7 separate regions of the Homo sapiens genome follow, and regions 1, 2, 3, 5, 6 and 7 are each linked to region 4. The links are chromatin contacts, found by Hi-C or POLR2A ChIA-PET in ENCODE. All regions are on one chromosome and are shown on one strand. Each heading gives the region's core, a stretch centred on a gene start or an enhancer-like site at or near the end of the contact. The rest is flanking DNA. Distances are from core to core; before and after follow the strand shown.

Region 1 (3,766 bases), core at 266-2,765, 800 kb after region 4:
GAGTACCCACCATGTGCCTAGTGTTGGGGTTACAGCAGAAAACAAGACAAATAAGATTTCTTCCTTCATAGAATTTACAGTTTGATAAGGGCAATGGACAATGAACACATAGTAAACAAGTCTAAAGTGTCAAAAGTTCTATAAAAAAAAAAAACACATAAGAACCAGGGTGGCCGGGCACGATGGCTCACATTTGTAATTCCAGCACTTTGGGAGGCCGAGGCGGGCGGATCACAAGGTCGGGAGTTTGGACTAGCCTGGCCAATATGGTGAAACCCCGTCTTTACTAAAAATACAAAAATTAGCCGGGCGTGGTGGCATGCACCTGTAGTCCTAGCTCCTCAGGAGGCTGAGGCAGAAGAATCCCTTGAACCTGGGAGGCAGAAGTTGAAGTGAGCTGAGATCACACTACTGCGCTCCAGCCTGGGTGATAGATCCGAGACTCAGTCTAAAAAAAAAAAAAAAAAAAAAAGAGCCAGGGTAATGAGTCAGAGTGGACAGTGCTACTTCAAATTGGATGTCTCAGAAAGTCTCTCTGATGAAGTGGCATTTGAGCTGAAACCTGAAGGATGAGAAGAAGCCCATCATGGGAAGAGCCCAGGATGGCGAATATCAAGCAGGGAACCAGCAAGTGCAAAGGCCCTGAGGTAGAAGGGTTCTTGGCCCAAGGAACAGAAAGGAGGCTGTTTGGCTGGGAAGCAGTGAGGTGGCAAGTGCTGGAACGTGGGGTCAGAGGGAGAGGCACGGACCAGATCACAGGAGGTCTTCTCTCTTGGGCCTTGGGGAGGAGTTTGGATTCTAAGAATAAGTGGACGCCGGCTGGGTTCACGCCTGTAATCCCAGCACTTTGGAAGGCCGAGGCAGGTGGATCACCTGAGGTCAGGAGAGCAGCCTGGCCAACATGGTGAAACCCCGTCTCTACTAAAAATACAAAAAAATTTGCCAGGCATGGTGGTGGGTGCCTGTAGTCCCAGCTACTCAGGAGGCTGAGGCAGGAGAACTGCTTGAACCCTGGGGGGTGGAGGTTGCAGTGAGCCGAGATCGCGCCACTGCACTCCAGCCTGGGTGACAGAGCGAGGCTGCATCTCAAAACATACATACGTACATGGAAGCCATTGAGGGGCCATGTGACTGACACTCTGGGAAGATCGCTATGGTAAAGGATATCCCAGTCAGAACTATCTCGCATAAAGATGGGGCCCTGCTCCTCCCTGTATCATCACCTGTCGCCCATCCCATCTCTAAGCAGGGCCACTCCTCATTCAGGAGCCCTCCTTCCAAGTACACGCCTCCTTCCAAACCCACTCGTGAACCCAACATGGCCCAAGGGAAAGTGCCTTCTGATTGGACAAATCGTGTGTGACCTTGGGCGGAGCCCACTGTGATTGGCTACAAGCTTTCCTTTCTCTTCCAGTCAGACAACTATTTCGATGAGTGCTATTGTCCCATGAGACAAGTACGCTCTCTGATTGGTCTTCCATGCATGAGTGACGCAGAAACAGCCTATAGACGCCACGAGTCGGCGGCGCTACCGAGGGGCTGTGGGCGCGCAGCTGGAACCTCCGGCTGTCAGTGCGCTTACAGTTCCTAACCCCGACCCTGCGCGCAGCCCGCACTATGGCAGCCCCGCCGCAGCTAAGGGCTCTGCTCGTAGTCGTCAACGCACTGCTGCGCAAGCGCCGCTACCACGCTGCGTTGGCCGTGCTTAAGGGCTTCCGGAACGGGGCTGTGTGAGTGGGGCCGTCGGGCCGGGCTGGGGCTGAGGGATGTCCTGCCTGGGGTCAGAGGCGCGAGTTCGAAGTCCGATGCCGCGGTGCTGTTTGCCCTGGAGCAGTCCTCGTGTGTCTCTAAGTCTCGGAGGTCACCATCTGTGCAATGGGAGCTGGATTTTGGCTTGCGCGCCTTCCCAGCTCTGAACTGGGGCTCCCACTGCACATTTTCTGGGTCTTCCAACCTTTGCAGCCTGGCCCTCTTGCTTTGACTCCTCCCATGCCAGCTTCTGTATCCCCTCATTTGGGTTCAGTTCACCTCACCTCTCTGTGTGCCTTTGGGCCTCAACGGCCCCATCTGCACAATGGGGAACTGGACTCTGGCCTCTAGCTGGCAGGCGGATGCCTCCTGTCTATTCTGTCCCCATGAAGCTTGCCCATGGGCTTGCATCCTGCTTCTCACTTCTCACCTGTAGGACTCCAGCGCTAAGTCCCGTTCGGCTCAGGGGGCTCCTGGGACGTGACAATGAATGTAAAAGAAGCTGCAACTATCCTGGCATCTTACCTGCAAGAGAGGTCTTGGGGTCATTGCCCTGGCTGGTGCCTAGAGGGGAGCTCAGTCTCCTTTAAACCTAGTGCATAACAGCCACCATTTATTGAGGGCCTACAGTGCCAGAACCGGGGACAAAGCAGAGAACAAACCAGAGAAAGTGGTTTGTGTCCCCCAGAATTGGCATCCTAGTGGCAACGTGGGATGGTGGGAAGGATGTGGATGCCTTGGCTTGAACCCTGGCCCCACCTACCCGTGTGATCTGGAGGAAGTCATTTAGCCTCTCTAAGCCTCAATATCTGTAAAATGGGCATGGTACTAGTACTTATACTATCAGGATTGAGTCAATATGTGTGAAATGCTTAGCACAGGCTGGCCACGGTGGCTCACACCTGTAATCCTAGCACTTTGGGAGGCCGAGGCAGGCGGATTATCTGAGGTCAGGAGTTCGAGACTAGCCTGGCCAACATGGCAAAACCCCGTTTCTACCAAAAATACAAAAATTAGCCGGGTGTAGTGTCACATGCCTGTAGTCCCGGCTACATGGGAGGCTGAGGCAGGAGAACCGCTTGAACCCAGGAGGTGGAGGTTGCAGTGAGCTGAGATTGTGCCACTGCACTCCAGCCTGGGTGACAGAGTGAAACTCCATCTCAAAAGGAAAAAAAAGAAAGTTTCATGAGGCCATAACTTTATCTATTTTGTTCCTTGGTGTATTACTAGCACCTGGTATTTAGTAGTTTCTGAAATATTTATTGAATGAATGAATAAGTGTGCAAGATCAGAATTGCCATTGTCCCCATTTTCCAGATGAAAAGGCTGTAGCTCAGAGGTAGACCCATTGCTCGTGGCCACAGCACTTGGTCACGGTTGGAGCCGGGATTCAAACCCAAGGATGCCTGGCACCAGTGCCAGGCTCTTGGCTCCCATGGACACTCAAGAGTCAGGTAGAACTGGTTCCCACTGGGTCTGGCCAAGGGCATATCCTTGATGTGCCCTGAGATAACATCAGTAACCCTTTTGCCAAGTTTTTTTTTTTTTTTTTTTTTTTTTTTTTTGAGATGGAGTGTCGCTCTGTTGCCCAGGCTGGAGTGCAGTGGCGCAATCTCGGCTCACTGCAAGCTCCGTCTCCCAGGTTCACACCATTCTCCTGCCTCAGCCTCCTGAGTAGCTGGGACTACAGGCACCCACCACCACGCCCGGCTAATTTTTTTGTATTTTTAGTAGAGACAGGGTTTCACCGTGTTAGCCAGGATGGGCTCGATCTCCTGACCTCGTGATCGGCCTGTCTCGGCCTCCCATTGTGCTGGGATTACAGGCGTGAGCCACCACACCCAGCCTTGGACACAGGTTTGATTCCAGTCTTTTGTTTTTTCAAACAAGCCTGCAGTGAACATTCATGTATATTTGGGGAGACAATAGTATGTGGCTCATGACCATTGTCTCAAGGAGGCTGTCAGGATTTTTAGACCTTGTAGCCTGGTAAGACCAGGGTTGGGTACCTGGAGAA
Region 2 (3,682 bases), core at 191-2,690, 940 kb before region 4:
GGCTGAGTTGGGCAGATCATTTGAGGCCAGGAGTTCGAGACCAGCTTGGCCAACATGGCAAAACCCCATCTCTCCTAGAAATACAAAAATTAGCCAGGCACGGTGGCGGGCGCCTGTAATCCCAGCTACTCAGGAGGCTGAGGCGGGAGAATCGCCTGAACCTGGGAGACAGGATGTTCCAGTGAACCCAGATCGCACCACTGCACTCCAGCCTGGGTGACTGAGACCAGGTCTCAAAAAAAAAAAAAAAAGTGGGGGGAGGCATATAACTTATAGCTTGGTCAGTGGCAGAGCAATGACTGAACCCCAATCTGATTCCAAATTCTACACTCTCTCCATTACATTAGCTGTTAAAGCATGAACATTACATTAGTTAAAGCATGGACTACGAACTCACAGCTCTGTGAGGGGCACTTCTTAAATAGTGAGCGATAATGACACCTATGTCTGCAGCTTTCTGATCGAAAAGGAGCAAAGAAAGATAGAAGAACTAAAGGAACAGAGGGCGTACCAGTAGCCTTGGTTTTGTTGTGACCTCTATAAATCTGGGACCAGTTCTCCTTTCTAAGCCTTCGCGGTAAAATACTGATCACAAGCCTAGCCTCCAATAACTCCCAGGGCCAAAGTAAAGATCAATTCAACAGACGTTGATTAAACCCAAAGGCAATCTAGTCAAGTCATCAAATGCCCTGGGGACAGTTTCCCAGCTCCATCCACTTATTAGTTGTGGGACTCCTGGCAAATTACTTTTTCTATGAATACCTCAGTTTCTTCATGGGTAAAACGTGAAGCTATAGAAAGAACTCACCCCATAGGATTGTTGGGAAGATTAAATAGGCCTTTGGCTGAGCGCGGTGGCTCACGCCTGTAATCCCAGCACTTTGGGAGGCCGAAGCGGGCGGATCACCTGAGGTCGGGAGTTCGAGATCAGCCTGACCAACATGGAGAAACCCCGTCTCTACTAAAAACATAAAATTAGCCGGGTGTGGTGGCGCATGCCTGCAATCCCAGCTACTTGGGAGGCTGAGGCAGGAGAATCGCTTGAACCCGGGAGGCGGAGGTTGAGGTGAGCCGAGATCGCGCCATTGCACTCCAGCCTGGGCAACAAGCGCGAAACTCCGTCTCTAAATAAATAAATAAATGGGCCCTTATGTGTAATGCATTCAGTAGCACCTGACAATTTGTGATCATTCCGTACAGTAAGCCATGACTATTATCATCACGTGCTAGGCCCTGGGATCTAGAGATGAAAAAGGCAAGGCATAACATCTAACGAACGAGCTTACGGTGTCAACGAGGGGCCGGGAAAGTAACTCGGTGCACAGCGAGTGCAAAAACCGAGAAGCGAATGCAGCTGCGCCTGGAGAAGGCGGCTGAGAAGCGATACTTCAGCAGGGTCCTGAAGAATGGGAGCTCCAGAGTCGGGTGGCGGGTGGGACTGGGCTTTCGGATAGATTACGTGCAAATCCGCCAGGACACAGGGAGCGAGGGGCGGGGGGGCGGCAGAGCGCGGCGCCTCACCCTCCCAGCCTGGGATTGCGGCTACTGGACACGAGGGTCGGGAAGCTCTCCTTCGGCGCCGACTGGAGCTTAGCGTGCTGGCGGCAGCAAGAAGCTGAGGCAAGCGGGCCCCGGGCCCTAACGACGCGTCCCAGCCCCTCTCTGGGCCTCGGGTTCCTCCCGGGTAACAAGAGGCCGCTGCCCGAACGGGATTCCCTCAGGCGCCCTAGACGGGCGGGTCTCCGGGCCTCGGACGGTTAACCCGAGCACCTCCCACCTGCCCCTGAGGCCCCACCTCACCACGCTCGGCTCCCGCAGACGCCCGGCTAGTTGCTCCGCGATTGAGCTGCGGCAGCCGCTGCTAAGGCCCTGCGGGGGACGGGGGCGGAGCCCACCCCGAGGCAGAGGGCCAGGCCCCGCCCCCCCAAACTCCCGCCCTTTGGGAGGGGCCCGCCCCTCCAAGTCCTGCACCTATAGGCAGACTGAGCCGGCGCAGGGCCTCCCGCCATGTTGGGTATTGGCAGCCGACTTACTAGAGAGGCCCTGAAGGAAAGGGGGTATTATTTTAAGAATTATAAGATCCCTAGCCAGAAATGGGGACGGTCAGGGTCTCTGGATTCGCGAAAGGGACATTTCGGAAGCAGAAAAGAAAAATTGCCCTCAATCATTTCGCTTTTGGCTTCAGTGTTACATACAGCGCATGTGCAAGGTCACCTGGTTCTAGGTGCGCCTGCGCACAGCTCCACCTACAAACCAGACTACAATTACAACTGCCGAGAAACAAAGGGGCTCGCTGCCACTGGTTAGCGATAATACTGGCAGCGCGACCGGTTTCTGAGGGTTGTTCACCTTGCTGCTCAGACGCTCCGAGAAGCTTCAGGCAGCATAACACTTACAGGCGAGTTACTTACTCAACACTCGGTTTTGTCTGCATGTCTCTGCACAGAGTGTTACCTTTACCTGACTTAATCCGTCCCGGAGCTGCAGTTCTGCTTAAGCCTGACTTCTAGAGAACTTTTTCTTCCCAATAGGACCCATGCGTTATTCCTGTAGCATTTTGTGTATAAATTTTTTTTTTTTTTTTTGAAATGGAGTCTTGCTCTGTCGCCAGGCTGGAGTGCATTGGCACGATCTCGGCTCACTGCAACCTCTGCCTCCCAGGTTCAAGTAATTCTCCTGCCTCAGCCTCCCGAGTAGCTGGGACTACAGGCGCCCGCCACCACGCCCGGCTAATTTTTGTATTTTTAGTAGAGACAGGATTTCACCATGTTGGCCAGGATGGTCTCGATCTCTCTTGACCTCGTGATCCTCCCGCCTCGGCCTCCCAAAGGGCTGGGATTACAGGCGTGAGCCACCGCGCCCGGCCTTGTGTATAAATTGTTAATGCACTTTCTTAGAGTTGTAAACTCCATTTACCTGCCTCACTCTTGCACTCAGTGGTTCTCAATTTTTAGTAGGAATTAAAAACAAAACTGGTAAATGCAGACTCTTGGTTTCCACCCCCAGAGAATCCCTAAACCGGGGGTGGAGTCCAGGAATCTGCATTTTAGAAAGTACCCAGGGTGATTCTGATAATTGGGAACACGTTTTAGGAAGCGCTGCATGAGATTGTGAGCTTGAGCGTAGAGACTGTAATTTGGTCATCTGACTATAGCGCTCAGCACAAGGCCTGGTACAAAATAGGTGCTCAATAAGTGCTGAGTGAATGGGTGAATGAGTGGATAGCTCGAGTGAAACAGCAAGGCTTCAGGTTAATCCACAGCCAAAGGTAACCTGAGAAAGGAACGCTTAAAAGCTATATTTTATCTTTCTCCTGTAAGAACACAAAAAAGATCTTAATAGCTAATTTGAGAAATAGAGAAAGTGGAGAGTAAAAGGGGAAGGAAGGACACGGATTCTGAAAGGCAAACTATCTAGAGAGGGGAAAAGGAACATCTCCAGGCACTAGACAGAGAAAACGATGCAAAGAAGCAGTGGTGTGGGATTCCATCCTAGGGAAATAATCCCACAACAGGCATTGTGCTTGAATGTTCACTGCAACAATATTTGAAATACAAATGAAACAATCTAAATATTATGCACATCAAGCTCTTTTCTGCCTCAGGGCGTTTGCATACACTATGCCAGCTACCTAGACCACTTTTCCCCCAGCTCTTGGCCTAGCTGGTACCTTCCTGTCCTT
Region 3 (3,783 bases), core at 1,263-3,762, 710 kb after region 4:
TCAGGAGGCTGACGCAGGAGAATCATTTGAACCCAGAAGGCAGAGGTTGCAGTGAGCTGAGATCGCACCACTGCACTCCAGCCTGGGCAACAGAGCGAGACTCCGTTTCAAAAACAAACAAACAAACAAACAAACAAAAAAACAAACTCCAGAAACTAAGCTAGCTCCAGACCAAAAGATCAGAGGAAAATGGTAAACTGACACCCTCCTCCTGCATTCCAAAATGCAGAAAGCTAAAAACACTGATTCTGATGACCATAAACAGAGGATCTGGACTGAGGGAGAGTCATCAGAGGAAAAAGCTAGAGACAGCAAAATATAACCCTGTTCCCATCTCCACAACTAAGCTGGAGTCCAAGCCACAAATGGACCACTGCAGCTGCCTCCTCACTGTTCTCCCTGCTCCCACCCGCATCCCCCACCCACTCTCCAAAGAGCAGCCAGATGATGTTTTAAAAACTCTGTCAATAAGGACACGTTCCAACAAAATACTCTCCAAAAACTTTCCATCCACTTGGAATAAAATTCAAACTCTTCACCAACAGGTTCAAAGTCCAAGCCCCGCCCCCTTTATTCCATACCACTCTCCCTCCAAGCACTACATTCTGGACACAAGGGTCTCTCTCTTCGGTTTCTTACAACCTGCTAACCTCCGAGCCTTTTCCCATGCTGCTTTCCACGCCCAGAAGGCTCCTCCCCCTTTTTTTTTTTTTTTTACAGAGCTGGTTCCTTCTCCAGACTCAGTTCAAACTTTACCTTTTCAAAGACGCCTTCCCTGACCATTCTATCCAAAGTGGCATCCCTCCCACTCCACCACTCCCTATCAGACCATCTTTTTGTGTGTTTAGTACTTATCACCCCCGGACAATATTTTCTTCATTTATTTTCCTGTTTCTGTCTTCTCTCCCATTAGGGTTGAGGCCGTGTTTTGTTCACCCCTATGAATACAGCGCATGCAGCAGGCACTAAAAAGAATTTCCAGAATATCTGTTGACTATCAGCAGAGAAGCATCCTCCAGATAGGCTATTTTGTTCTCCTATTAGAATGGAGAAAACATCGATTTAGCCCCTACTATGTGCTGAGCACTGTAAATCCATGATTTTCCTTTCAGAAAGGTAAATGAGCTCAAGGTCGCACTGCTAGTCACTAGCAGACTTCTGAGTGAATTACCTCAATCCTAAACCCCTCTCAAGGGGAAGGGATGTCGTTCTGTGATTCACTCTCACATGGCCATAACAAGAAAAAGCAAACATTTCTAAACTGCTTTACAGTTTTAAAGCATTTTCACATTCATCTCACTTAAGAAAAACACAAAGCACTTGGAATGCCCAGAAAGCCATACGACAACAGGAAGTAAAGTAAGCAGTGCCTCAAGATTCAATACTGGGGCCCTGAATCCTAGTAGTGGGGACTGGGGAGCAGTCGGGAGTCTCTATTTCTGGTTCAGACGGATGGGGAAGCGGTGAGTCATGGGGTGAAGGCTTGCGCCACGGGAAACTTTGGTAAGGTCAAGCTACGAGGCAACAAAAAGTGAATCACAACGCTGGAAAACACCTTAGGCCTCAACAGAGGCCGAACTCTGGCTGACGGATGGGGAAACTGAGGCCTCAAAGGGAAAGCAACTTGCTCAAGTTCACTCAGCAAGTGAATAGAGCAGGAATCGGGGGTCTCATCTCCCCCAGTCCCCTTTTCTCTCCAGCAAGGAGGCTTTTCAACGAGAATTCTGAGACAAGAGGACAGGGGAGAGGCCAAGGGGCAGCTCACAGATTCCACCGAGGAGTCGGGAGAGGGCACAGGTAGGACCAGGAAGCACAGAAATGCTAGGATGGGGGCAGAAATGAGCCGAGGAGGAGGCAGGGGCAGTAGCTAGGCAGGTGGGTGAGGCGAGAAGGAAAAGGCGGAAGAGAAAGGGACAGAGTGAGGGCGGAGGAAAGTGCTGTGAGATTGGGGTCTGAAGGGACCTGGCGGGGTGGAGAGAGGCTGAGGGGAGAGGGCAGAATAAGTCTGACGATGGAAAAGTCCAGGGATCGGGGAGACATTGAAGGGAGTCGGGGAGGGGGTCCCAGACCCGGCAAGAAGTCTGACCCGGAGAGTTCCAGGGTCAGACCAGACCCCGAGGCGAGTCTGATGAAGGTGAAGTCCGGGCCCGGGGAGCCTGGGGGGAGCCCGTGGCAAGTCTGAAGGGGCCGGGCAGCCTCACCGCGCTTGTTTTTGGTGCCGTGCTTCTTGGCGGCCGTCAGCTCCTGCTCGATTTTCTTCTCCAGGAACTCCTGTTTCTTGCTTAACATCTCTTCCGTGTCCCGCAGCCGCTGGATGGCCTCCTGGGGGGTCGGGCCGCCCTTGCCGGCCTTACCCCCTCCAGCCCCGAACAGCTTCCCGAACACCGACATGGTTGCTGCTCGCCGCGCCGGCCTTCGCCGCCCGCTCCGGCTCGGCTCGGCTCGGCTCGGCTCGGGTCGGCTCCGGCGCCCGCTCCCAGTCCCGCCGCTCCCTGCCGCCGCAGGCCTCTCCTCCGCCTCCGCCTCCGCCCCGCAGCTGGGCCCGGCCGCGCCACCTCCCACAGGCCCCCACGCCCGGCCCGGCAGGCGTCAGGGCAACGCGCCACTGACTACAACTCCCAGTGGGCAACGCGCCGGCCGCGCCTCAAATCTAATAGGGGGAAGCGTGCTGCATGCCGGGAAGCTATAGTCTTCCGGCTTCAGGCGCTCCCCGGCGCGTCTTTTGCTGTAGCTGGGGTCAAAGGGCGTGTGGCATTCTGGGAAATGTAGTCTCCTTGGCCTGCGCTCTGTAGGAGTGGCAGAACAGTAAGAGAAATGACAGTAAGTGTGCAACACTGCTCAAAAATTTATTGCTAGTATGGGATACTGCCATGCTTGAACTTCACATGTATATTCATGTGAAGTTGTCTTAAAAGCGTGAAGGCAACAGTTGTTTCCAATTTCAACCTGTCAATTCTGTGGTCACAGAAGCAAAGCAGTATCTTCTCCAGTTAAGTACGGTAGTGTCCCCCTTATCTGAGATTTTACTTTGAGTAGTTTCACTTGGCCAGCTAAGGTCTGACAGTATTAAATAGAAAATTCCAGAAATAAACAGTTCATAAGTTTTTAATTTCCATTGGCCTAATGAAATCTCGTGCTATCCTGTTCCATCCTACCTGCAATGTGAATCATCCCTTTGTCCAACATACCTCTACCATCTGTTAGTTACTTACCAGCTTAGGAGTTATCAGATGGACTGCCACGGTGTTGCAGTGCTTTGGTTCGAGTAACCCTCATTTTACTATATAATGGCCCCAAAGTGCAAGAGTAGTAATGCTGGCAGTTTGGATATGCCAAAATGAAGCTGTAAAGTGCTTCCTTTAAATGTAAATGTGGAAGTTCTGAGCTTAAGAAAAAAAATCGTATGCTGAGCTTACTGAGGTCTGCAGTAAGAACGAATCTTCTAGCCCTAGAATTGTGAAAGAGGAAAAAGAAATTCATGCTGGTTTTGCTGTCGTACCTCAAACTGCAAAAGTTACAGCCACAGTGTGTGATAAGTGCTTAGTTAAGATAGAAAAGGCATTAAGTTGTATCCTTACTTACAGGGGAAAAAAAGAAAATAAATTTTTTTACAAAAGAAAAGAAAAAGCATTAAGCTTATACGTGGAAGACACGAACAAAAAATGTGTTCCAACTGACAGCAACCTGTTACCCCCCAGAAAGCATTGAGCCTGTATAAAGGCTTCAGCAAGGAATCTCCTAAAACCAGTGGCACCAAGCCACTTACTGAAAGTAATGGATGGT
Region 4 (3,902 bases), core at 750-3,249:
TACATCATTTATTTTTTTACTGTGTGCAAGTATTACCTGTAAACAATCCTAAAATTCGTATGGAACCACAAAAGACTCAGAAAAGCCAAAAGAAGCCTGGACGAAAAGAACAAAGCTTGAGGTATCACACTACCTGATTTCAAAATATACCAGAAAGGTATAGTAACCAAAAGAGCATGGTATTGGTATAAAACACAGACCAATGGAATAGAATAGAGGACCCAGAAATAAATCCACTTATTTACGGCCAACTGATTTTCGACAAAGGCATCGAAAAAACAAAACAAAACAAAAACAACAACAAAAACGAAAAAAAAAACCTACCATAAATCAGCAATACCACTACTGGGTATTTATTCAAAGGAACGGAAATTAGTACATCAAAGGCATCCCTACATCCTCATGTTCATATTGCAGCACTATTCATAATAGCTAAATTATGGAATTAGCGTCCATCAATAGGTAAATGGATAAAGAAAATGTGGGCCAGGCGTGGTGGCTCACGCCTGTAATCCCAGCACTTTGGGAGGCTGAGGCGAGCAGATCACGAGGTCAGGAGATCGAGACCACCGTGTTGAGGCGGACTAACACGGTGAAACCCCGTCTCTACTAAAAATACAAAAAATTAGCTGGGCGTGGTGGTGGGCGCCTGTAGTCCCAGCTACTCGGGAGGCTGAGGCGGGAGAATCACTTGAACCTGGGAGGCGGAGGTGGCAGTGAACTAAGATGGTGCCACTGCACTCCAGCCTGAGCGACAGAGACACACTCCATCTCAAAAAAAAAAAAAAAAAAAGAAATAATGAATGTTTAAGGTGATGGATATTCTATAATAAATATAGCCTGATTTGATCATTACACATCATATGCATGTATCAAAATATTACATGTATATCTACAACATAAATGTGTACAACTATTATATATCAATTTTTTTTACAGCTTAAGAAGTGATGTGAAAAATGAAGTTATACATATTTGAAGCATTATTACATGTTTGTAATGATGTGGAGATATTGTGGTGTAATAATGAAAAACACAGAACCCACAATTGCACATTCAATAGGGGCTAAACTGTATAAACCAAAAACAAGCAAAAAAGACTAGAAGTCATATGACTACTGTAAGTGGTTGCCTCTAGGTGATGACACGGTTTCTTTTTTCAATTTTTTTATTACAAGCTCTAGATTTCTAAATAAGATTTTTGAAAAAGTAATATATTCACATGGCTTAAAATTTGAAACTTTTTCAAATTTTGCCCAAGCTGTGAGGATTACAAACACAAAACCTGTAACGGCGTTGAGAACCCACAGCTGCAGCAAGCAAGGTAGAAAGCAAGCTTTGGGATCCCCAAGAGCAGACCCCGCCCGTTCCTGACTCTGGCACCCAGTCCCAGCGGCTAGAAAGAACCACGCCGACAGAGTGGCGGCCGTCAAGCTTCTAGGGTTCAAATCCATCTCCACTATTTCCTGGGGCAAAGCACTTGGCTTCTCGGGGCGCTGAATAACAGATATGTATAACAAAATGGGACTAAAGATTGTATCTACCTCACAGAGCTGGGAGGAGGCGGAGGAAATACAAGATACATAAAGTGCTTGGCAGAGCCTGCCACAAACTGAGCTCCCGGGAAACGTTGCCAGGGTTGCCATCGCGCACCAAGGCCCCAAAACTCTAGGCTGCAGGGCCGCCGCCCACCCCTCGCCCATCATCTCTTCCTGGCCGAGGCTGGGCTCCCGCTTCCGGTCAAGGGGCAGCGGGATCCGGCGGCCCCGCCTCGGTCAGGCTTTAGAGGCCTCCGCCGCCGGGTTCCACCCTCAAGTCGGCTGGGGCCCGGGCCCGGCCACGCCCAGCCACCACCGATTCCCTGTCCGGAGCTCTGAGATCCCCTCATCCTCGGAAGACTGAAGGCCTGGCGTGGGGTGGTGGGCGGCCGCCAGCCACAAGACCCCGGCGCACGCTCACCATTTCCGACCGATCCGGTAGCCCCGCGTAGCGAACACTTAGCGAGTCCTGTGCCTTTCTGCGCCTGCGCAAAGGTTTCTGTCAAAACGGACAGCTCTAGCTGCCTATCAGGAGCCAGCGTGAGGCGGGGGCGGGCGAGCCGATCTTGGCTCCGCCAGGATTCTTGGAAAATCTGCTTTCCACTGTGGCAAAGCGAAAAGCTAAGGAGCAGTGCGCTAAGCTGTGGAAAATTCCCAACTCCAGCCGTGCAGAAAAGATGCTGGTTCTGGCTGGACGCGGTGGCTTACGCCTGTAATTCCAGCACTTTGGGAGGCCGAGTCGGAAGGATTGCTTGAGCCCAAGAGTTCGAGACCAGCCTGGGCAACATGGAGAGACCCCTTCTCTACTAAAAAATAAACAAAATTAGCCGGGCGTGGTGGCGCGCTCGTGTAGTTCCAGTTACTCCAGAGGCTGAGGTAGGAGGATCGCCTGACCAGGAGTTCGAGGCTGCAGTGAGCCGAGATTGCGCCACTGCACCCCAGCCTGGGCGACAGAGCAAGAGACCCTGACTAAAACAAAACAAAACAAAAACCATGCTGGTTCTCGGTATCGGAAGAGGCTTTCAGTGCTGGTTCTCGGTATCGGAAGAGGCTTTCAGCTCTCAATGGAGGTCTAAGCTGGTTCTGGAGTCCCTGAGTGGAGCGTGGTGGGAGGGTATGAAGGCAAGTGGGACGGTTGCTGAGACCCGCTTTGCGCCCAGACTGAGCCAGAGAGAGGCCCAGGGCCAAAATGCGCTTCGGGATCGGGCAGGCCTGGGGTGGGGCTGGAGTCAGGTACCTCGAGTCTCCGGGTAAGATGCCGTGCAAGCTCGGAGATGAATTGGTTAGGGCTGGCCTGGGAGTCTTTAGAATCCGAGCTCAGCCCCGCCTCGCGTTACCTAGCAGAAGGCACTTCACATCTGTGTGTTCTGTCTTGTTCTCACCTCTGAAAGGGGGACTCTTCCCAGAGCCCTATGTTGTCCTGTTCCGGCAGGCCGCAAACGTTTCTGGGTCCTCTAGGAGTAAATAACTTCTGTTAAAACATGCTGCCGTTTAGTGAACCCTGTGCCACATTACTGTGCTGAACACGCACATAACGTTATCTCCGGTAGCTTCAGGGAAGTATCGGTAACCTCGATACTTTATAAATGCTGTTTCTCCCAGGCACTGTAGCTTGCTGGATTCAACGATGATCTAACTCCAAAGTTTCATTCCACAGTAGCTGCTCTTCAGTGAGGAAGGATTTGGTTCTCCTTCCAGGAGTGTCTGCATGTTAAGAGGATTGACTTTACTGCGAAGAAACCTAGCAGACACCACCGTAACCAGATCAAAGTTAGTATTACTGGCAAGGGGAGATATTGATGCCGTGTGCCCCGATAAAAATGCGTTAAGGGCACATCACCTCCGAGTCATTTTCCACAAAAACTCCCAGCCTTAAACCATGAGAAAATTTCACTAAATCCAGTGTGAGGGATGTTCTACAAGATACCTGTACCCCGCCCCCGCCCCCCAAAATCTCAAAGTCATGAAAGCAAGGAATGAATGCGGAACTGTCACAGATTAGAGGAGTAAGGAGAAAGAAAAATAACATGGGTGGGAAAATTGGTGAAATCTGAGTAAGGGCTGTAGTTTAGTGTTATTTTTACCAGTGTTAATTTATTAGTTTTGGTAATTCTAGCATGGTTATATGGGATCATAACATTGGAGAAAGCTGGGTGAAGACTGTGCAGGAACTCTTAACCATTTTTGCAACAGCTCTGTAAATGTAAAATTATTTCAAAATAAATTTTTAAAAGGACTGGATCCAAAGGAATTTCTATTGAATGCTGGAAACATTAGGAAAGCATTTAGCAAGGGGAAGAAGTGCTGCAGAGACTGGACCCTAAAACATCCTGGAAGATAAGCACTGGAAGAATCACCACTGTC
Region 5 (3,659 bases), core at 937-3,436, 630 kb before region 4:
TTCTTTTTTTTTTTTTTTTTTGAGACAGAGTATCGCTCTGTCTCCCAGGCTGGAGTGCAGTGGCCTGATCTTGATCTTGGCTCACTACAACCTCCACCTCCCGGGTTCAAGCGATTCTCCTGCCTCAGCCTCCTGAGTAGCTGGGACTACAGGCGTCTGCCACCACTCCCGGCCAATTTTTGTATTTTTAGTAGAGACAGGGTTTCACCATATTGGCCAGGTTGGTCTTGAACTCCTGACCTCGTGATCCGCCCGCCTTGGCCTCCCAAAGTGCTGGGATTACAGGCGTGAGCCACTGCACCCGGCCAAGAAGAGTTTCTAAAAACATCCCAGGCTGGGTACAGTGGCTTATGCCTGTAATCCCAGCACTTTGGGAGGCCTGGCTGCACTCTGGCTCAACAAACTGAGCTATCACTTCCATCTGACTTTTTCAGCAAATAAGAGATAGCCAATCCTAGAATCATAGAAAGCTCGACCGAAAAGGATCTTAAAGATCCATTTGTTCAAACTCCTCATTATTTATAGACAAGGATGCTAGCCCCAGAGAAGGAGAGGGTCACATACACAGGTTATAGATGAGTGACAGAGTTGTAATTAACTGGATCCTAGATCTGACTTCAAATCCAGTGTTGGTTCTACCGCATGTCACACTGACCAAAGTCATGGGTGTTGCTGTGGTCTAAGGTGCTGACCAAATTTTAGAAACTTGGGAATAAGGGGAATGGAGAAATGGATCACAAACCTCCTGAAAGCTATAGTGCCCCAGGGTAGTCATTTGTCTTTTTTTTTTTTTTTTTTTTTTTTTTTTTGATATGGAGTTTTGCTGTTTTGCCCAGGCTGGAGTGGAGTGGCGCGATCCTCGCTCACTGCAACCTCCGCCTTCCGGTTTCAAGCGATTCTCCGGCCTCAGCCTTCCGAGTAGCCGGGATTTACAGGCACCCGCCACCACCCCTGGCTAATTTTTGTATTTTTAGTAAAGACGGGGTTTCACCATGTTGGCCAGGTTGGTCTCTATCTCTTAACCTCAGGTGATCCACGCACCTCAACCTCCCAAAGTGTTGGGATTACAGGCGTGAGCCACCGCGCCCAACCAGGGTATTCATTCTTACCCAAGACATTCTACAGGGCTGACAGGGGTAAAGCTTCCGGTTTGAGATGGAGACTGAAGGGACCATGATTGTGTAACCACATCCCAAATTGGGAGGAGAGAAGTGTCATGAATTCCTAGAACTGACGGGATTTCAGGAAACCTCAAGAGTGACAGCATCGGAAAATGCAAGAGGTTTTAAAAAAAAAAGAGTGGAAGTTTTGGACAAATAAATGTGAGTTGTGTCTTATACAATCAACAAGTAACTGGTTTGGGAAACTCAATATCCCTAAATAAGGGAGCAGACCACCCCTCATATTGTCTTATGCCCAATTTCTGCCTCAAAGAAAATGTAGGAGTTAAAAGAAAGACAGAAGTGAAATCAGTAGTCAGACAGCCCGGCGATGCATTCCAGGCCTGGTAATTAAAGATCGACCCCTCCTGACCTAACCGGTTATATTATCTATAGATTCCAGACATTGTATGGAAAAGCATTGTGAAAATCCCTGTCCTGTTCTGTTCCGTTCTGATTACCGGTGCACCGGTAATCAGTCACGTACCCCCTGCTTGCTCAATCAATCACGACCCTCTCACGCGGACCCCCTTAGAGTTGTAAGCTCTTAAAAGGGACAGGAATTGCTCACTCGGGGAGCTCCGTTTTTGAGAAGTGAGTCAGCTGACGCTCCCGGCCGAATAAAGCTCCTTCCTTCTTTAACCCGGTGTCTGAGGAGTTTTGTCTGCGGCTTGTCCTGCTAGGTAATAATGGTAAAGGCTGAACATTTCTCATGCTTACCCTGCCTTCATACTTAATAAGGTTGTTGAAAAAAATGAATGAGAGAATGCATTTTAAATGCTCCGTACAGTACTAGTACACAATAAGTGCTCAATACATGCTAGCTGTTATTATTAAAACATTAATTAATAACAGTAGTAACAACAGCCACTGACTTTAAGACACGTTGATCAGTGTTGCCGAAACCGTACATCCGAAGTTGCTCTTCGGCCGCGTTTCGCTGCCCATTGCATTCAGGGGCTTGTAGTCCGGAAGTGAGAGGCTGATTTCTCAGCGCGCAGGCGCAGTGGCGCGGATTCCCGGAAGAACCCGCAGCAGCTCCCAGGATGAACTGGTTGCAGTGGCTGCTGCTGCTGCGGGGGCGCTGAGAGGACACGAGCTCTATGCCTTTCCGGCTGCTCATCCCGCTCGGCCTCCTGTGCGCGCTGCTGCCTCAGCACCATGGTGCGCCAGGTCCCGACGGCTCCGCGCCAGATCCCGCCCACTACAGGTGAACTGTGACCCGCCCTTTCGCAGTTGGGGAATGGGAAGCGTGAACCCGGTCCTTTCCCTTTCCGTCCATCCCAGACCCCGACTTGCTCCGACACAGCCGCTAGGTCCCAGGGAGAAATCAGCTAGTGATTCCCACTTTCCGCCCTGTATCTTGTTCTTCCCCCGCTTGTTTTTGTGTTCTTGCCCCATGCCTGATTTCTCGTCCCCCACCCAGGGAGCGAGTCAAGGCCATGTTCTACCACGCCTACGACAGCTACCTGGAGAATGCCTTTCCCTTCGATGAGCTGCGACCTCTCACCTGTGACGGGCACGACACCTGGGGCAGGTAGTGCGAGCGGAGGGGCAAGGGGCGGCCAGGGTCTGACTCTCTGGGCCTCGGCGGGCGGGTCAGCTGGGGCTGGTGGCTTCATGGTCTCCTCACCGGCACCAGAAAGCTCCCAGCTGAGCTAGAGCCGCGCTCCCCGCAATTCTTACTATCACCTCCAGGATCCACTTAGCCTCTCGCAGTGAAAAAAAAAGTCCTGGATTAGCCGGGTGGGCTGGATCGCTGAGCTCAGCCCCAGCAGTAACAGGCATCAGCTGTGGGGACATAGGCAATTTCTGGAGTAACGAGATACCGTGGAAGGGCTCCAAGAATTAGAAAACCCACCCCTTTCATTATGTAGGTGGGCATTCAGATCCAGGAAGGAGTGTGACACTCCTAAAACTTAAGTCTTTGTAGTTGGTGTGCCCCGTGCCTGAAATACACTCCCCATTTTCCTCCCATCACTGGCTGCTGCTTGTCATTCAGATCTCAGCTCAGTATCTTAATACCCCTACGAGTTAGGTGCCATTATCCCTGTTTTACACACGAATGTGCTAAGGTCGGGAGAAATTAAACTCAAAACTTGTGATGGTTTTTATTTTTTTAAGTTGAAACAAAGTAAATACAAATGGCAAATTCAAGTGGTAAAAGATTATATACAATAAATATCTCCCATACCCTAGAATTCCAACTATTAACTTTCCTTTGTATCTGTCCAGAAATATTCTTGGTTTATACCATTATATATATAGATGTGTGTATGTGTATCTTTTTAAAATGAACTTCTTAAAGGCATAATTTACATATAATAAAATACACTCTTTTTTTTTTTTTTTTTTTTTTGAGATGGAGTTTCGCTCTTGTTACCCAGGCTGGAGTGCAATGGCGTGATCTTGGCTCACTTCAAACTCCGCCTCCTGGCTTCAAGCGATTCTCCTGCCTCAGCCTCCCAAGTAGTTGGGATTACAGGAGCCCACCACCAC
Region 6 (4,182 bases), core at 1,045-3,544, 960 kb after region 4:
GATCTTGATTTCTAAACTACATTTTCTACTAAAACCAAGGATCCTTGGAGAAATAGCTGATCTCTGGTAGGGCAGGGAAAGTAAAAGATAAGCACACAGCTGGGCGCAGTGGCTCACGCCTGTAATCCCAGCACTTTGGGAGGCCAAGGCAGGCGGATCACAAGGTCAGCAGTTCGAGACCAGCCTGGCCAACATGGTGAAAACCCGTCTCTACTAAAAATACAAAAATTAGCCAGGCGTGGTGGTAGGCACCTGTAATCCAAGCTACTTGGGAGGCTGAGGCAGAAGAATCCCTTGAACCCAGGAGGCGGAGGTTGCAGTGAGCCAAGACCATGCCATTGCACTCCAGCCGGGGCAACAGAGTGAGGCTCTGTCTCAAAAAAAAAAAAAAAAAAAAAAAAAAAAGATAAGCATGCAACACCTTGGGCAAGAAAGTAAGAGACTGCTCAAAAATGACAGGGGTATGTCAAAAGAACACTAAAGCCAGTTAGAAGGGACTACCACTGGAATTGTGCAACAATTTAAGCATCAAAATAAATAATGATAGTAATGGATTAGAGCATAATCCATATTTAATTTTTTTAACCAATCAACAAGGAAGAAAGGAAAGCATTCCTTCATTAGAATGCCAATATGTAAATGCAGAAACAATGATGGAATTAGAAAATTACCACTAGTAGGGTGCAGCTGCTCATGCTTATAATGTCAGCACTCTGGGAGGTCAAGGTGGAACAATCACTTTAGGCCAGGAGTTCAAAATCTGCTTGGGCAACATAGTGAGACCTTGTCTCTACAAAAAAAAATTAAAAATTAGAAAAAAGAAAATCACCACTAGATGCTGAGACTACTAGTGAATAGAAAACTAATGAAAAACAGGACAACTTCATCATCTCTAAATATACCCAACAAATTACTTATTAATCACAAAGAGGATAGTAATTTTTGCAGTGGAGTAACCTGGCAGACATGACCTTAATACAATGATTAACCAATCACTAATATTGAGACACACTGATTATGTGCCTCCTTAAATGAGGCATTAAGGAGAATACATCCCTTCTATAGTATTCCAGCCTGAAATTCGTAACATTAATGTAATCATAAGGTAACGGCAACGAAACCCAAACTAAGTACAGAACAACTGGTCTGTATTCAAAATTGGAATGGTCAAGAAAAGAAAAGTACCAGGAGGGGAGAAGAGGAGGCAGGCAGGCTGAAGAACTGTTTTAGAATAAGAAAAATTAAAGAGCCGCAGTGGCTCACATTTGTAATCCCAAAACTTTGGGAGGCCAAGGAAGGTGGCTTACTTAAGGTAAGGAGTTCGAGACCAGCCGGAGCAACGTAGTGAGACTCCATCTCTACAAAAAGTAAAAAAAATTAGCCAGGCATAATGGCATGTGCCTATATTCCCAAGTATTCAGGAGGCTGAGGTTGGGGGATTGCCTGAGTCCAGGAGGTCAAGGCTGCAGTGAGCCATTATTGCACCACTGCACCCTAGCCTGGGCACCAGAATGAGACCCTGTCTCTAAGAAAGAAGAAAAAAGGAAAGAGGAAAGGGGAAAGGCAAGGAAGAAAGAGACATGCCAGTTAAATTCAGTGTGTGATGACAGACTGAATTGGATTGAGGTATAAGAGCTATAAAAGACATTATTGAAATAATTTATAAAACCTGAATATAGTCTGTGAATCAGGTTAATAGTATGGTATCATTATTACATTTTCTGATTTTGATAATTGTACTGTGGTTATGTGTGGTTATGTAAGAAAATGCCTTTGATTTCAGGAAATATGCATTTAAGTATTTAGGGATAAAAGGGCATATTTCCACTTTCAGAGTGGTTCAGGAAAAAAACTGTACCTCCAAAATACACACAATGATAAAGCAATTGGAGTAAAATGTAAACAACTTATAGAAAGTTGCAAGAACTCCTAAGTATTTTACTGTATCAAAAACAAAACAAAACAAAAAACAGAAAACAAGTCCCATCCATGACAAAAAAGTGTGAAGACACTCTTGTGGGTATTAAGTGAACATGTGTGTCAGTCCATGATCTAATGATCCCATTCATGACGGTCTCTTCTTTGGTTTCTTACTCTGATGATGACAACTACATGCCATTTTAATGTTTTTTTTTTTTTAAATTGGGCAGCCATTAGGCTGAGACAGCTGGCTCCAGTGCCTAGTAAGCAAACTGAAGCCCAATGTAAACATAAAATGAAACTTAAGCTTAACCAATCAAAAACAAACCTCTAACTAGGGACTTTCCACTGGATCATATCCAAATAAGGCAAGTGCCTAGCTACAGCCAATCAAGTAATTCCTTTACTTTGCTACAGCGTTCAGCCTATAAAAGCCTGCTTCTAAAGCAGAGCTCTCTGAACTTCTTCCAGTTTTGAATGCTGCCTGAATCCTTTAATGCTCACCTAAATTCTGCTAAATGTCTGTCTAAAGTTTTTATTTAAACAATTCTGAACATTTTTAAGTTGTTATTTTTTCTTATGTAATATTCATTTTAATACCTATAATGGGTACTCTGACATTCAATCTAAATTAATAGAAAACAGAAAAATAATTCTACAAATACACTTGAGATGCAGACATCTGAGTTTGATTTATCAGATCAAATCTCTCATCTAGCACATAAAAATGATTCTAGACTTTCAAACAACGTTAAAAAAGAAAAACAGCCAGGCGCAGTGGCTCACACCTGTAACCCCAGCAATTTGGGAGGCTGAGATCACTCCACTGCACTCCAACCTGGACAACAAAAGCGAAACTCCATCTCAAAAAAAAAAAAAAAAAAAAAAAGAAAAGAAAAAGGAAAAGGAAAGAAAAGAAAAGAAAAGAAAAAAGAAAAATAGGCCGGGCGCAGTGGCTCACCCCTGTAACCCCAGCAATTTAGGAGGCTGAGGTGGGCAGATCACTTGAGGTCAGGAGTTCGAGAACAGCCTGGTCAACATGGTGAAACCCCGTCTCTACTAAAAATACAAAACCTAGCTGGGCCAGGTGGCACAAGCCTGTAATCCCACTCAGGAGACTGAGGCAGGAGAATCACTTGAACCCAGGAGGCGAAGGCTGCAGTGAGCTGAGATCATGCCTCTGCACTCCAGCTTGGGTGACAGAGCAACACTGTCTGAAAAAAAAAAAAAAAAAGAAAAAAGTAAGAAAAATAAACACTGGTGCTTATAGTGAATTTGCTTTTCATTGTAATAACTCCTTACTTGCACAGAAGTTCTGCAAACAGCAACCTGGAATGTTTCTTCATCTGTCACTTAAGAACAAAATAATATTATATGGTATTTCAAGCATCAGGTTGCAAAAATAGTCTTTTTTGAAAATGAAACGCATTGTAAAATTTCAATCTACATTTTAATCTATCCCAAAACCAAACCAATCTTTTTATTTTAACATCAATATCAAGAATCATGTTTTACTTAAATACAAATGTAAAGTTAACAAAAGCATATGCCTACTAGTAAACTGGAGAAACTAAAAATATATAATTAATATATTTAAGATTGTATTTTACATTACTTTAAGATCAGACTTTTTAAAAATCACCTCTTTAACATCTACCATACAAAAATAAAATCATTTTTCAAAAAACCCTAAGAGGGGATTTGCAAGATTGCATAACAAGGGCTTTCAAGTCCAACAAGATCAGGGGATGATGATTTATAGTAGAAGTCAGCAAACTTATAGCCTGCTTAGCGTTTTAGTAAACAAAGTTTCACTGGAAAAGGACCATGCCCATTCCTTTACATATTGTCTATCTATGGCTGCTTTCCTGCCGCATTAGCAGGGTTGGGACAGAGATCGTGTGGCCCACAAAGCCAAAAACGGTCACTATATGACCCTTTACAAAAAACTAAACTCTGGCTGGGCATGGTGGCTCACGCCTGTAATCCCAGCACTTTGGGAGGCTGAGGCTGGTAGATTACTTGAGGTCAGGAGTTCGAGACCAGCCTGACCAATATGGTGAAACCATGTCTCTACTAAAAATACACACAAAAAATTAGCCAGGCGTAGTGGCGTGCACCTGTAGTCCCAGCTACTCGGGAGGCTGAGACAGGAGAACTGCTTGAACCCGGGAGGTGGAGGCTGCAGTGAGCCAAGACTGTGCACCATTGCACTCCCGCCTGGGTAACAGAGTGAAACTCCCTCTAAAACAAAAAACATAA
Region 7 (3,922 bases), core at 1,096-3,595, 850 kb after region 4:
GTTATAGAGCTAGGGGCTTGGGTTCAAATCCTGGCTCCCACTTTGTAGCTGTGCCCCTTGACCTCTCTGGGCCTGTTTCCTCATCTGTAAACCATCATAACAATAGAGCTGCCCTTCATACATCACTGTGACCAGTGAGAACGAAGGCAGGGATTTTTGTCTGTTTTATTCTGTTTCCAGCACCCAGAATAATGTCTGGCATACACTGGGTGCTTCATACTAGGGGCTGCTGTTGCTTTAGTTGCTGGCCCATCACAACTGTGGTGGGATATCATTCAGGGCTGGGCTAGGCGTGGAAGGCTGTGCTCACAGGTTCACAGGGCAGGGCCTGGCCCGAGGACATACGTGAGTAGGCAGGTACGTGAACACCCACGCGTTTGTGTGGACACGTGTATACACAAGCTCGAACAGTGCTGATAGCCAGGGCTTGAGGCCCTTGAGTGGTGACTTCCAAAAAATAAGCTGCCCTTCCCTTTGTGTGTTCAAGAAATATCTCCACCTCCCTTTGCTCCATAGCTCTTGTAAGGGGGAGGGAGCAGTGAGCAGGCCCGGGATTGTGCCTGACCCCACTTTTTACAGAAGGGGAAACTGAGGCACTCATAGTCAACAATGACCTGAGCACATGGCTAGGCACAGGGCTCCTCCTCCTGGTGACTTTCACATGAGATTTAGTAGCTTTTCAAGGGATCGCCCCTTGGGGCCTGGCATCGGATGTATGTCCAAATGGTACATGACGAGGGTTTGGAGGAACTCCCATATCTGTGGCATGGACACAAGTGGGGCATCACCTTTATTGCCATAAAGTAGGGCCCTGTGGGTAGGCAGCTGGACTGGCATTCTCTGAACTGGCAGTGGTTGGGGAGATTCAAACTGCAGTTCAAAATGAGGGTCCCATGGGTCCCAAATACCTTCTCCTGGCCCAGAAAGGGTATGGGGGTGACCCATCCAGTCAGCTCCAACCTCCAGGAGGACCCTGCCAGCTCCAAACACTTGACTCTTTAGATAGAGAGCTGTCCCCCAACGCAGTGCCACCCCCCCCAGTCCAGCCTGACTCAGTTGAACACATCGTACAGCAGCCTGGAGCCACACTCCTGGTACATGGCCCGAGTTATCCAGCGGCGCTGGAAGGAGTGCAGGGAGGCCACCATGGAGCCGCCGGTCCACACAGCCATGCCACGCCCATGCTTGGCCACCAGGTGGGGCCGCAGGGCCGCGTAGCCGTGCCGCCGGCACTGCGCCTCCAGCTCCTTGTCCAGGCGCTCGGCGAAGCCAGGAAACAGTGTGGAGCCGCCGGCTAGCACCACGGTGTCTGCCAGGCGTGTCCGCAGCGTTTTGGGCATCTTCTGCAGCGCCCGGAAGGCCAGCGCGGGCAGCCCCTGCTCAGCCTGGCCCAGCAGGCCCGGCTGGAAGATGGGTTCGGGGCAGCGGAAGCGCTCACTGCTGAGGCAGACGCAGCACCCGTTACCCACGCTGAAACTGGCCGGATGGTGGCGGGCGGGGTCGCGGAGGTCGCCCTCGAAGTCCAGGGACACGTAGCAGCTGCGCTTCTTGAGATGTGTGATGGCCTTGCGGGGCAGGGCCTGCTGCAAGAGGTCAGGGTTCGCCGCCACCAGCAGATCCCGCAGGTAGCGCGACAGGGTGCTGCCTGCCACGTTCAGTCGGAAGGTGGCCTGGTGCCACGAGTGACCCGCGTAGATGGGCGTGGCGTGGCACACGCCCGCGCCCGCCTCCACGGCCAGCCCGCTGAACGCGCCGGTGGAGCAGAGCGCCAGCAACGCGGTGCTAGCCATGTGGCACGCGGGCACTGCCAGGGTCTCGAACAGCAGCTCCGCCACCCTTTCGCGGCCCGCGGGCGGCGCCAACGGCGAGTCGCTCACCAGCACGGGCCACTGCTCTGGGCACACCCGCAGGCCGCCCACCAGCAGGCGCTCCCACAGCCCTTCCAGCGCCTCCCAGTCCGCCACCACGCCGTGCTTGATGGGGTGCGCCCGCGCCACGCCGCCCGCCAGCTCGCAGCCCGGCGCTCCGGGCAGCACCGGCCGGTCCCAGCTGGGCACCAAGCTAGAGCTCTTCAGCACTATGCGCGGCTGGTTCTCGCCCGCGAAGCCCGCCTTGGTGAAGCCCGAGCCCTGGTCCACCACCACCGCGATGCGGCCCAGGGAGGACGGCCGGTGCACGCGGCGGCTCCCCGACACCGACGCCACCTTCGGGCTCGGCCCAGCCGCGGGGCTGAAGGCTCCGCTCCTCCGCGCCACTCGGCTTCGTCGGCCCGATACCTCCCGGCCTCTGTCCTAGGGAGTAGTCCCCTTCAGCCTTTGGCTCTGCCTCCGGAGCCTAAGTTCTTCCTCTTCTGGACCAAATCACCACCCTTTTCAGCTCTTGGCTCCGCCCTCTGGTCTGAAAGCCCCGCCTCTTCTGTCCGGGCCATCCGCCTCCTTTTCAGCTCGTGGCTAGTTCCTAGGCCTGAGGCCCGGCCCCTAGTTCAGGCTTCAGTCTCCGCTCTGGCTGGGTTCCAGCCGCATCTCACCCTCTTGGTCTCCCTCTGGCGCCGGGCTTCAGGCTCCACGCTCTCAGGACCCGCCTCTGCTTTGCTGTTCCGCCCCGTCAGCCCTTGCTGAGATGGCTGACGAGATGGCTAGGACTGATCCTTTTAGATCCTAAGAAGCCCCCGGGAGGAGCAGAACTTTGAGGGCGAAGGGGCCTTGTGGTAAGGCCATTTGGACATATATCCCCCTTGAGGACCCAGGCAGCCTCCTGGCACCTCTCACCTGGGCTTGACGGAAGTTCCTGGTTGTGGAGAGGGGAGGGGCTGGTCAGAAGGCAGAAAAGAACTTGGATTGGGCTCATTGTGACCTCACTCCCCAGCAGCTGCACTTCGCAGCTCCCTACCTTATGACAACTCCCTGGACCCATCCTCTCTTCTGGACAGAGCCAAGGGCAGTGATTTTGGCATCCAGGGGTCTGGCTTCAGCAGCCCAGCACAGTCTGATTCCTTTCCCAAACCACTTAGAATTATCTGATGTACTCTGTCCAGATGTGTGGCCCCCTACCCCTCCCAGTGCTGAAGAAAAAGCTTTTTCATCACAGATCTGCAGCTTCCCTGAAGAGCCCCCGAGAGGCTCTGGCCCTACCTTTATGGGCTTCCACGGATGGATTCACGTGGGCCTCAGTTTGAGACTCAGTTCTTTTTTTTATTATTATTATTTTTGAGACGGAGTCTCGGTCACCCAGGCTGGGCGTGCAGCGTTGCAATCTCAGCTCAGTGCAACCTCTGCCTTCCGAGTTCAAGTGATTCTCCTGCCTCAGCCTCCTGAGTAGCTGGGACTACAGGCATGCACCACCATACGCGGCTAATTTTTGTATTTTTAGTGGAGACAGGGTTTCGCCACGTTGGCCAGGCTGGTCTCGAACTCCTGACCTCAGGTGATCCACCTGCCTTGGACTCCCAAAGTGCTAGGATTACAGGTGTGAGCCACCGCACCCAGCAAGACTCAGTTCTGAAGCTGACTCACTGTGCAGTCCTAAGCAAGTCTTGATCTTTCTCTGGGTTCGGTTTTCTCCTCCAAAAGGTAGTAATAATCCCCCCACACAGGAAAGAGGTCACTTCTTGTCTCTGCAAAGCCTCATCCTCCTGAGGACCAGTTTGGTTGCAGGTAGAAGACTCAGGTGAATGTAACCCAAAATAAGGACTTTATTGAAAGGATCTTACATGTTATGGATATCAAGAGCAAGGGTGAAATCAGGTTTCAGGAACAGAATCTGACTGCGGGGCTGTGGGGAACCCAGGATGTGCACTGCATTGTGTTGTTTGTTTTTTGAGATGGAGTCTCGCTCTCTTGCCCAGGCTGGAGTGCAGTGGTGTGATCTCAGCTCACTGCAACCTCTGCCTCCTGGGTTCAATTCCCCTGCCTTAGTCTCCCGA

Evidence for each region. A loop is a pair of places that touch in the nucleus more often than their neighbours do. ChIA-PET counts read pairs that join two places held with the same protein, here RNA polymerase II (POLR2A). Pooled maps may share reads with other maps.
Region 1: a loop to region 4 is called in a pooled map, with 6 times the contacts of the local background. The contact joins the promoter of PXMP4 here to the promoter of DYNLRB1 in region 4. A Hi-C loop is called at or near these places in 6 of 50 pooled maps.
Region 2: a pooled map shows a loop between it and region 4 (19-fold over the local background). The contact joins the promoter of CEP250 here to the promoter of DYNLRB1 in region 4. A Hi-C loop is called at or near these places in 5 of 50 pooled maps. POLR2A ChIA-PET finds 5 or more read pairs at or near these places in 2 of 52 experiments (CD4-positive, alpha-beta T cell and H1).
Region 3: a map of naive thymus-derived CD4-positive, alpha-beta T cell shows a loop between it and region 4 (13-fold over the local background). The contact joins the promoter of CHMP4B here to the promoter of DYNLRB1 in region 4. A Hi-C loop is called at or near these places in 1 of 168 maps with a recorded cell type or tissue (naive thymus-derived CD4-positive, alpha-beta T cell) and 9 of 50 pooled maps. POLR2A ChIA-PET finds 5 or more read pairs at or near these places in 1 of 52 experiments (activated CD4-positive, alpha-beta T cell).
Region 5: a loop to region 4 is called in a map of naive thymus-derived CD4-positive, alpha-beta T cell, with 11 times the contacts of the local background. The contact joins the promoter of EDEM2 here to the promoter of DYNLRB1 in region 4. A Hi-C loop is called at or near these places in 1 of 168 maps with a recorded cell type or tissue (naive thymus-derived CD4-positive, alpha-beta T cell), 1 of 37 single-sample maps with no recorded cell type and 7 of 50 pooled maps.
Region 6: a loop to region 4 is called in a map of CD4-positive, alpha-beta memory T cell, with 11 times the contacts of the local background. The contact joins the enhancer-like site here to the promoter of DYNLRB1 in region 4. A Hi-C loop is called at or near these places in 1 of 168 maps with a recorded cell type or tissue (CD4-positive, alpha-beta memory T cell) and 5 of 50 pooled maps. POLR2A ChIA-PET finds 5 or more read pairs at or near these places in 2 of 52 experiments (GM12878 and naive thymus-derived CD8-positive, alpha-beta T cell).
Region 7: a map of CD4-positive, alpha-beta T cell shows a loop between it and region 4 (10-fold over the local background). The contact joins the promoter of ACTL10 here to the promoter of DYNLRB1 in region 4. A Hi-C loop is called at or near these places in 1 of 168 maps with a recorded cell type or tissue (CD4-positive, alpha-beta T cell) and 1 of 50 pooled maps. POLR2A ChIA-PET finds 5 or more read pairs at or near these places in 1 of 52 experiments (IMR-90).

Annotation. Positions count from the first base shown.
Region 1 is chr20:33,718,059-33,721,824 of GRCh38, reverse strand. It overlaps PXMP4 (peroxisomal membrane protein 4), which reads left to right and starts at 1,515. Exons shown (of 4, transcript NM_007238.5): 1 at 1,515-1,730. The coding sequence starts at 1,618. RefSeq lists an enhancer at 1,919-1,968.
Region 2 is chr20:35,453,356-35,457,037 of GRCh38, reverse strand. It overlaps CEP250 (centrosomal protein 250), which reads right to left and starts at 1,440. Exons shown (of 35, transcript NM_007186.6): 1 at 1,287-1,440. It overlaps MIR1289-1 (microRNA 1289-1), which reads left to right and starts at 2,941; the gene lies at 2,941-3,084. It also overlaps a transcript of GDF5 not described here. RefSeq lists a silencer at 1,646-2,025 and enhancers at 2,046-2,195, 2,456-2,505.
Region 3 is chr20:33,810,077-33,813,859 of GRCh38, reverse strand. CHMP4B (charged multivesicular body protein 4B) reads right to left here and starts at 2,512. Exons shown (of 5, transcript NM_176812.5): 1 at 2,202-2,512. The coding sequence starts at 2,391. ZNF341-AS1 (ZNF341 antisense RNA 1) reads left to right here and starts at 2,761. Exons shown (of 4, transcript NR_110623.1): 1 at 2,761-2,820. RefSeq lists enhancers at 1,219-1,288, 1,117-1,957, 2,724-2,803, 2,543-2,837 and a silencer at 2,384-2,663.
Region 4 is chr20:34,514,519-34,518,420 of GRCh38, reverse strand. It overlaps DYNLRB1 (dynein light chain roadblock-type 1), which reads right to left and starts at 1,999. Exons shown (of 4, transcript NM_014183.4): 1 at 1,960-1,999. The coding sequence starts at 1,962. RefSeq lists enhancers at 1,468-1,647, 1,314-2,179, 2,568-2,807, 2,918-2,977 and a silencer at 1,998-2,107.
Region 5 is chr20:35,145,863-35,149,521 of GRCh38, reverse strand. EDEM2 (ER degradation enhancing alpha-mannosidase like protein 2) reads left to right here and starts at 2,186. Exons shown (of 11, transcript NM_018217.3): 1 at 2,186-2,370; 2 at 2,587-2,697. The coding sequence starts at 2,264. It overlaps MMP24-AS1-EDEM2 (MMP24-AS1-EDEM2 readthrough), which reads left to right. Exons shown (of 15, transcript NM_001355008.2): 6 at 2,587-2,697. The coding sequence starts at 2,603. RefSeq lists enhancers at 2,023-2,152, 2,401-3,004.
Region 6 is chr20:33,553,228-33,557,409 of GRCh38, reverse strand. All of the region lies in intron 1 of CBFA2T2 (CBFA2/RUNX1 partner transcriptional co-repressor 2), which reads right to left. Among named protein-coding and RNA genes, the nearest start is that of CBFA2T2, 65 kb to the right of the region's middle. RefSeq lists enhancers at 1-325, 2,071-2,230. Within about 2 kb of position 2,294, at least 13 of the 41 ENCODE cell types and tissues checked have a DNase peak (open chromatin) inside an H3K27ac peak, as active enhancers do; they include GM12878, where a contact is called at or near this core.
Region 7 is chr20:33,665,366-33,669,287 of GRCh38, reverse strand. It overlaps ACTL10 (actin like 10), which reads right to left and starts at 2,345. Exons shown (of 1, transcript NM_001024675.2): 1 at 763-2,345. The coding sequence starts at 1,790. The coding sequence ends at 1,053. The region is part of intron 5 of NECAB3 (N-terminal EF-hand calcium binding protein 3); the gene reads left to right. RefSeq lists enhancers at 1,543-1,622, 2,433-2,652 and a silencer at 1,973-2,302.